Linked DNA regions of Homo sapiens: region 2 is linked to region 1. Evidence: read pairs that join two places in POLR2A ChIA-PET (ENCODE). Cell type or tissue: PC-9. All regions are shown on one strand. Each heading gives the region's core, and the rest is flanking DNA. Links, peaks and the distances in the headings are about the cores only. Region 1 overlaps LOC105369213 (a long non-coding RNA gene). Region 2 overlaps BCO1 (beta-carotene oxygenase 1).

Evidence for each region. Peaks named below come from ENCODE experiments on the same cell type or tissue, not always from the same donor. Only the 100,000 strongest peaks of a DNase experiment are listed, where the experiment ranks them.
Region 2: POLR2A ChIA-PET joins it to region 1 with 24 read pairs; 2 of 35 experiments call an interaction of 5 or more read pairs at or near these places.

The regions. Positions count from the first base shown.
Region 1 is chr16:81,771,133-81,775,524 of GRCh38, forward strand. The region is part of intron 3 of LOC105369213 (a long non-coding RNA gene); the gene reads left to right. It also overlaps a transcript of PLCG2 not described here. Among named protein-coding and RNA genes, the nearest start is that of PLCG2, 6.0 kb to the right of the region's middle. In PC-9, for the core only: no CTCF peak of the experiment used is centred there; no DNase peak of the experiment used is centred there.
Region 2 is chr16:81,265,116-81,269,507 of GRCh38, forward strand. BCO1 (beta-carotene oxygenase 1) reads left to right here. Exons shown (of 11, transcript NM_017429.3): 6 at 2,793-3,016. Among named protein-coding and RNA genes, the nearest start is that of BCO1, 29 kb to the left of the region's middle. In PC-9, for the core only: no CTCF peak of the experiment used is centred there; a DNase peak (open chromatin) is centred at 1,836; H3K4me3 peaks cover 478 bases; H3K27ac peaks cover 559 bases.

The DNA of each region.
Region 1 (4,392 bases), core at 276-4,275:
GACTAACCCATGTGACCACAAGATCAAAACCTAGAACATCGCAGCCCTCAAGGTCCTTCCTTCTGCTGCCTCCAAGGCAGTGAGATTCTCTATTCTGACTTCTTTTTGTGTGTGAGAAAAAGTCTCTTTCTGTTGCTCAGGCTGGAGTACACTGGTGTTGTCACAGCTCACTGCAGCCTTAAACGCCTGTGCTCAAGGGATCCTCCCATCTCAGCCTCCCAAGTAGCCAGGACTATTCTGACTTCTAAAAGCACTGATGAGTTTTGTGAAACACAGCCTTGTTTTAGACAAAGCTTCCCTCTCTCTGGTGCTGTTGGAGAACTCTTGCTCATCCCTCAGGACCCAGTTCTGAGGTTACCTCCTCTGAGAAGTCTTCGCAGCTCCATGAGGCAGAGGATTAGCCCTTGCCTGATTTGTCCCTCTAATTCAGCTCTTGCCATTCTGTGATAGTAAATGCCTCTTCCTGCTGTCTCCCCATTGAGAGGTAAATAGGTCTAATCTATTTGCCTAATATAGGGTACAGTGGGTTGAATTGTGACCCCCCCCAACCCCCCACCCAAAAAAAACAACAACAAAAAAACTAAGTCCTAAACCCTGCACCTGTGAATGTAACCTTACTTGGAAATAAGGTTTGTTTTTGTTTTTGTTTGCTTGTTTGTTTGTTTTTTTGAGTTGGAGTCTCTCTCTCTTGCCCAAGCTGGAGTGCCAGGGCAGGATCTCCGCTCACTGCAACCTCCACCTCCTGGGCTCAAATGATTCTCCTGCCTCAGCTTCCCAACTAGCTGGGACTACAGGCTGTGCCTCTACGCCTGGCTACTTTTTGTATTTTTAGTAGAGACGGGGTTTCACCATGTTGGCCAGGCTGGTCTTAAACTCCTGGCCTTAAGTGATCTGCCCACTTCGGCTTCCCAAAGTGCTGGGATTACAGGTGTGAGCCACTGGTGCAAGGCTGGAAATAGGGTCTTTATGGAGGTAATTAAGTTAAGGATCTCAAGATGAGAACATCCTGGATTCAGGGTGGACACTCAATCAGAGGACTGGTGTTCTTACCAGAGAAAGGAGAGGGGTATTTGAGACAGAGAGCAGAGGGCCATGAGAAGACAGAGGCAGAGTTAGAGTGATGCAGCTCCAAGCCAAGGAGCGCATGATCACCACCAACCACAGAACCCGGGAGAAAGGCGTGGGGCAGATTCTCACCTAGGGCCTAAGGAGGGAACCAGTGCTGCTGCTGGCACCTTGCATTCAGACTTCTGGCCTCCAGAACTGTGAGATGATATATCTCTATTTTTTTTTAAGTCACCAAGTTCATGGTAATTTGTTACGGCAGCCTTTGGAAGGTAAGACACGGGGCCTGGTATTAAATAAGGGCTCAGTGTTTGTCCAATGAATGAAAGGGGCCAGGCACGGTGGCTCACGCCTATAATCCCAGCACTTTGGGAGGCCGAGGTGGGTGGATCACCTGAGGTCAGGAGTTCAAGACCAGCCTGGCCAACATGGTGAAACCCTGTTTCTACTAAAAATACAAAAAAAAAAAAAAAAGCTGGGTGTGGTGGTGCATGCCTGTAATCCCAGCTACTCGGGAGGCTGAGGCAGGATAACCAGGGAGGTGGAGGTTGCAGTGAGCCAAGATCATGCCACTGTGCTCCAGCCTGGGCAATAGAGTGAGACTCCATCTCCAAAAAAAAGAATGACTGAAAAGGCTAAGAAAGGAAGCTTGGCTTGCTGGTCTGTGGTGGGAACAAAAGGGAGACCTTCGGATGCCTTCTTGCTCTGTGCCAGCTGCCTGGTGCAGCCTATGACCACTGCAGGACCCTGCAGACTGCCTGCCTGACACCATCTCCCCTTGCCCCTGCCGACAGCTGCCCTGTTTGGCCACATACTCTTGGGCATCCTCTCATGATGTGGGGGAAGCTGATCCATCCTAAATATACTGCCAAATGTGGAAAATCCCATTTTCTTGGAGAGTGACTGAGGCAGAGCAGGCTTTGTGACCCATTTCTGGCCAATGAGACAGAGGGAAAGCATGCTGGGTGTGGGGGGGCGTTGGGAAAAGGTGTACTCTTTTCAGTCTCTTCCCTTTCAGGTCTGGTTGCCAGGAGTGGCAGATGTGGAAATAATCGGTGTCCCTGTTGACACACTTGAACTTCTCAGTGTACCTTGTCTGCACCCCAACCACTCCTGGGCTTCCAGCAATGTGAGATCATTGATAGCCTTTTTGTGGAAGCTGAATACGTCCTAGTGGAGACTCCAGACATGAGAACGAGGGGCTTTTGTCTTCAGCAGTGCAGATTGGGAAACTGAGGCTCAGAGACTATTACATTGTTGGAGACACAGGGGGGTAAGAGGCAGAGCTGGGATTCACACTGAGGCCCACCTGTCTCTGTGTCCCATGTTTTCAGCTGCTCTTGTACACTATTGCTCTTGGCTTTCAACTGGCTGTCTTGATTTTACATGAGGTTTGGGGCCTGGCAAATGCCTGGTTGCAGTCTGGTTCTTAGCATAACAGGGTCCGCATGTTGAGAGTTCATTGCAATGTAGTGACTACTGAGTCAGCTCCAGGGGTCCCATCTAACCAGGATCCATGCCCAGGACTTGGATATGCGTTCGCAGACTCACTCCTCCACAGCAGCCCTATTTACCAAAGAAGAAAGTGAAGCTTACAGCGGCTGCAAATGCTGTGCAGAGCTACAGAGAGTGAGCGACTGGGACTGGAACCAGCTCTGTCTCACTCCAAAGCCCCCTTTTTGTGTTCCTCCAACTACACTCTGTGCCCATCATGCAGGACTTTGATGGTTGCTGCTATATCCCTGGAGCCTGGGAGTGCCTGGCCCCTTGCAGGCACTCCGCAAATGTTTGTTGAATGAATAAATGAGCTCCACCAGGACTCCAGGTTAGAGGTGCTCAAAGCAAAACCATGGGTCGGGCACAGTGACTTATGCCTGTAATCCTAGCACTTTGGGAAGCTGAGGTGGGTGGACTGCCAGAGCTCAGGAGTTTGAGATCAGCCTGGGTAACACGGTGAAATCCCGTCTCTACTAAAAATACAAAAAAAAAAAAAAAAAAAAAAAAAAGCCAGGCGTGGTGATGCACGCCTGTAGTCCCAACTACTCAGGAGGCTAAGGCACAAGAATCACTTGAGCCCAGGAGGCAGAGGTTGCAGTGAGCTGAGATCCAACCACTGCACTCCAGCCTGGGCAGTAAAAAAAACAAAACAAAACAAAACCCACAAAACCATTAAACCGGGGGCTCCACCAAGCTGGCCACAATTTAAATAGCAGAGGGGTCTGCCCTCCCCTACCTCCAGAAGCAGTGAGGCCTAACCCCATTGAAAGCCCATTCTGGGTGGTACTTCCTCTCACAGAGGCCTGCCAGCCAGCAGCTGGGACTCGGCTCGTCGCCACGGATGTGTGCTTCTCTGAACAATGTTGGGAAAGGAAACTAGACTCAAGGGCTCCAGGGGGTTTTCTGGTCATTTTGGCTGTGGGGGTAGAGGGGTAGGGTTGGCGAGGTTCCCTGGGGCAGGGCGGTGGACCTCAGCCTGGTCACTGCCTTTGGAGGTGGTGGTGGAGGAGGGGAAAGGAGGTCTGGGTTTGAAATAACCCTCTAAGGGTGTTTTTTTTTTTTTGGTCAGGGTCTTACTCTGTTGCCCAGGCTGGAATGCAGTGGCACATGATCTCGGCTCACTGCCTGCAACCTCTGCCTCCTGGGCTTAAGTGATCCTCTTGCCTCAGCTTCCCGAGTAGCTGTGACTCAGGCTCACTCCACCAGGCCTGGCTAATTTTTAAAGTTTTTTGTAGAGATGGAGGTCTCATCATGTTGTCCAGGCTAGTCTTGAACTCCTGGGCTCAAGTGGTCCACCCTCCTTAGCCTCCCAAATAGCTGAGATTACAGGTATGAGCCAATGTGCCCAGTCCACAGATATTTTTCAAAACAGCTTTCTTGAGATATAATTCACATCCCATGCAACTCATGCATGTAAAGTGTACAGTACAGAGGCTTCAGCACATTCACAGAGCTGAGCAGCCATCGTCACAATCCATTTTAGAACATTCTTATCATCCCAAAGAGCAGCCCTGTACCCCTTATCTTTTACCTTCCGATAGGCCCGCTCTCTGCTTTCCTGGTCCTTGGCAACCACTGATCTACGTTCTGTCTCTGTAGATTTGCTAATTCTGCATATGCTATAGGTGGGTCTTATGATGGGGAAATTAAGTCCAAAGAGGGTGGCTGAGCAGCCCACAGCCATAAAACTAAGGAAGGGGCAGACTTGGAACTGGAGCCCAGATTCCTTGTTTCCAAGTTCATGCTTTCACAGGAGGTCTTCTTCTTCCCAGTAACAATTCCTAAAATAGTCAGCCTTGGTTTTGCCCCATGGGGATGAGGGCTTTACCT
Region 2 (4,392 bases), core at 70-4,069, 510 kb before region 1:
TGCATCTACTCACCGTCCATCTATCCACCATTCATTCAGCTACTCACTATCCATCCACCCACCTACCCACCATTCATCCACCTATCCATCACCCATCCACCATCCGTCCACCCATCCACCTATCCACCCCTTATCTAGCCAGCCACTCACCATCCATCCATTCATCCATTCACCCACCTACCCATCCACCCACACACCATCCCTCCATCCATCCATCTACCCACTATCCATCTACCCACCCATCCACCCATCCACCCACCATGAATCCATTCAACCATCTACCCATTCTCCCATCCATCCACCCATCCACCATCCATCCATTCATCCATCCACCCACCACCCATCCACCATCTATCTACCCACCCACCCGCCCACCCATCATGAATCCATTTATCCATCTACCCATTCTCCCATCCATCAACCCATTCACTTACCCACCATCCATCCATCCATTGAGCTTCCCACCCACCCATCCATCCATCATTCATCCATCCATCCACCCACCCATCCACCATCCATCCATTCATCCATCCACCCACACACCATCTACCCATCCATCCGTCCACCCACCATCCATCCACCATCCATCTACCTACCCATCCACCCACCCACCATGAATCCATTCATCCATCTACATGTTCTGCCATCCATCCACTCATCCACTTATCCACCATCCATCCATTGAGCCACCCACCTGCCCATCCATCCATCATTCATCCATCTACCCACCATCTATACACCCACCATTCATCCATCTATCCATCTACCATCCATCCATCCACCCACCCAACATCCATCTACCATGTGCATCTACCACCCATCTATTCACTCACCATCCTTCCATCCACCATCTATCCATCCACCCACCATCCATCTGTCTACTATCCACCGATTCATGCATGCACCCACCCACCCACCTATCGATTCATCCTTCCATCCATTCAGTTTTTCAGTCTCCTGACAAAACTTTCTATGACAAGGTTATGCCACCTACTTTCATTCCTAGCCCCTGCAGCCAAGTTTCCAGGGCTGTTTAGGGAGCTCAGTCCTGCTGGGATCCACTCCAGATCCCTGCCCTGTTCTCCAGGCCTTCTGGACCTTCTCCATGTGGGGCTGGGATCTTGGAGCAAAGCCCAGGCTGACTGTGATTGCATGATCCTGAGGGGGAGGAGGCGGAGGCTCTTAGCCCATGTTTGTCCAGGACCCTCCTGGGAACCACACCCAGGAGACCTAGGCCTGTGAGGACAGCTGACAGGACTCAGGAGACAGTGCAGAACTACAACGGTGCTTCCTCTGACCTTCTAGTTTAAAAAAAACTAGTTTCTGCCTGTGATCCTTGCTGCTCCCCCATCCCCCACTGTCTTGTAGAGCCCCCTGAGCAAACTACCAGGCACTGCCTGGAGATATGAGCCTTCGAGGTCAGAAGGTACACGGAGTGTACTTGCTAAATAGAACTCTCATTAATTAAGCCAGTAAAGGGATATAGGGGTCAAGCTCAGAATCCTAGAATGCCATACCTGGGGATTGTCTAGGCATTTGAGTTTGCCACCTTGTATTACAGAGGAGGACTGTGAGGCTCAGGGGATCAGATGACACACCCCAGTCACACAGCTCCCAGGAGCCACTGACATCCTGCAAGCAGAGATCCTCTGAGCACCTGCTCCATGCTGGCGGTGGCACTGCGACTCATGCCCCATCCTGCTCCTCCCAGGCCACAGTGCTTTTCGTTTCAGTTTGCATTGTGTTCCATTTGTTTTATAAAGACGATAACTATCCCACAACCCCACAGCATCCCTCCCACCAGCCAGCTGTTTACAGGGTGCACAGGTGGCCACAAGAGAGGTGGGGAAGTTTGCAGATAACTCATTATAAGCCAGCCGTAGGCCTGGGTGGGGAGGCCTTTTGACCAGCGAGTGACTCATGCTTGCAGAGGAATAAGAAAACTGAACACGTATTGAGCACCTTCCATGTTTGGGTGCAGGGCGAGGCACATGGATGACTGCTTTATTTCATTCTGTTCTCTACCTTCACTGTATGAGAGTCGTAATCCCTGATAAAAGAGGAGGAAGGCGAAGGGGGCTGTGTTTTCTTGGCTTAACCCTATGACTCTGACCATAATGATAGCCCATTCCACTAAGCCTCAGTTTCCCATCTATAAAATGGCCATTCTACAGCCCCGCTTGACTATCTGCATTTATATAAAACCCCTAATTATGGCCGGGCGCAGTGGCTCACACCTGTAATCCCAGCACTTTGGGAGGCCGAGGCGGGCAGATCACCTGAGGTCAGGAGTTCGAGAACAGCCTGGCCAACATGGCAAAACCCCATCTCTACTAAAAATGCAAAAATTAGCCAAGCATGGTGGCGTGAGCCTATTGTACCAGCTACTCGGGAGGCTGAGGCAGGAGAATTGCTTGAACCTGGGAGGCGGAGATTGAAGTGGGCTGAGATCGTGCCCCTACATTCCAGTCTGGGCAGCAGAGGGAGACTCTATCTCAGACAAACCGGTGGAGGCAGGATTTAGCCCCCAGGCTATAGGTGAAGACCCCTTACCTGGAGGGCTCCCTCTTGGTTCAGTGGTTTTCAGATTGTATATGGGGTGGGTGCTGAGTGGAAGGTCTCAGCCTGGCCCCCTGCAGCAGCTGCAGCAACCTTGTTGTCTGTCTACACGTTGCTGTTTAATGTAAAGGTTTTTTTCAGCAATCAAGTCAGTTTGTAGGTGATGGTGGTGTGGTCTTGGGGGGGCAGCCAGATCCTGCACAATTCCTGAGGCTTGCTTTTTGTCTTGCTAGAGGGCAAGAAGCAGGGGAAGAGCCCCTGGAAGCACACAGAGGTGTTCTGCTCCATCCCATCCCGCTCCCTGCTCTCCCCAAGCTACTACCACAGCTTTGGAGTCACCGAGAACTATGTCATCTTCCTTGAGCAGCCTTTCAGGTTGGATATTCTCAAGATGGCAACCGCATACATCCGGAGAATGAGCTGGGCCTCCTGCCTGGCTTTCCACAGGGAGGAGAAGGTGAGGTCTGGCTGGACTCTAGCCCAGTGGGTGCTGGCTGACCATGGAGGGAGGCTGGTGTGCAGGAGGGTGAAGTTTAAGGCAAGGAAGTGGCATGGAAGAGGGAGGAGGCTACCAGAGGCATCTACCCACCTTCCAGCAAGTTCTGAAGCTGGATGGTCCTTCAGAATGGCCCCCAGGCCTTTGTACCCCCACGGTGATGAGTTATTGGATGAGGCTGTCCAGGCAAGGGGGTGCCATCTTGGGCAAACATGGAAGCCCTGGCAGTCCCCATATGCCCAGCAGCAAAAGGAGTGAGTCCTCAGTCCTTATGGAGAGCTGGGCTCCTCCCCACCTCCGCCCTGTTGACAAGACCCCTTAACCATGTCTGCTACCAGTGTGTAGCGTTGGGGCGGTAGCGGCCAGAGGTTTAGACATTGTAATGACAGTATGTTCCACCAGACAGTTCAATAGAAACCTCTCCTTCCATTCAGGTACACCTGAGTGCTCAAAGTATGTATGCACGTATTGCATGCTTGTATATGCACATATGCATGTATATGTGTACATGTATATGTGCATGTATGTGCATATGTGTATGAATACATGTACGTGTGCATGGGTGTATGTATGTATTACTAGTGTTTATTTACTTGTTGGGTTTTTATTGTGGGGGGGTTGTTTTTGAGACAGAGTGTTGCTCTGTCACCCAGGCTGGAGTGCACTGGTACAATCACAGCTCAGTGCACCCTCAACCTCCCAGGCTCAAGTGATCCTCCCAAGTAGCTGGAACCAGAGGCACATGTCTCTATGCCTGGCTAATTTTTTGTTGTTTTGTAGAGATTGGGGTCTTGCTATGTTGCCCAGGCTAGCCTCAAACTCTGGACTCAAGTGATCCTCCTCCCTTCCCCTCCCAAAGTACTGGGATTACATGTGTGAGCCATTGCACCTGGTCTTTTTTTTTTTTTTTTTTTTTTTGCGTTGTCACTTCACTTTTGTAAAATATCCAGTAGTTCTCAGTGTTACCTATTCAAAGAATATACAAGTATAGAAAGCCATGTATAAAATCCTCCCCAACTCACTTCCCCCCTCCTGCCTCCCATCCACCCCCACGTCTGAAGGGAGCCACTGCTACCCACTGACACTGTGTTACTCCACCATCTCTGCCTTCACGTGCACTTTTAGTTTTTCTTTTTTTTTTTTTTCAGATAGAGTCTCACTCTGTCACCCAGGCTGGAGCGCAGTGGTGCGATATCAGTTCACTGTAACCTCCGCCTACGTATCAAGCTATTCTCCTCTCTCAGCCTCCTGAGTAGTTGGGATTATAGGCACACGCCACAATGCCTAGTGAATTTATTTATTTATTTATTTTTTGAGATGGAGTTCCATGCTTGTCG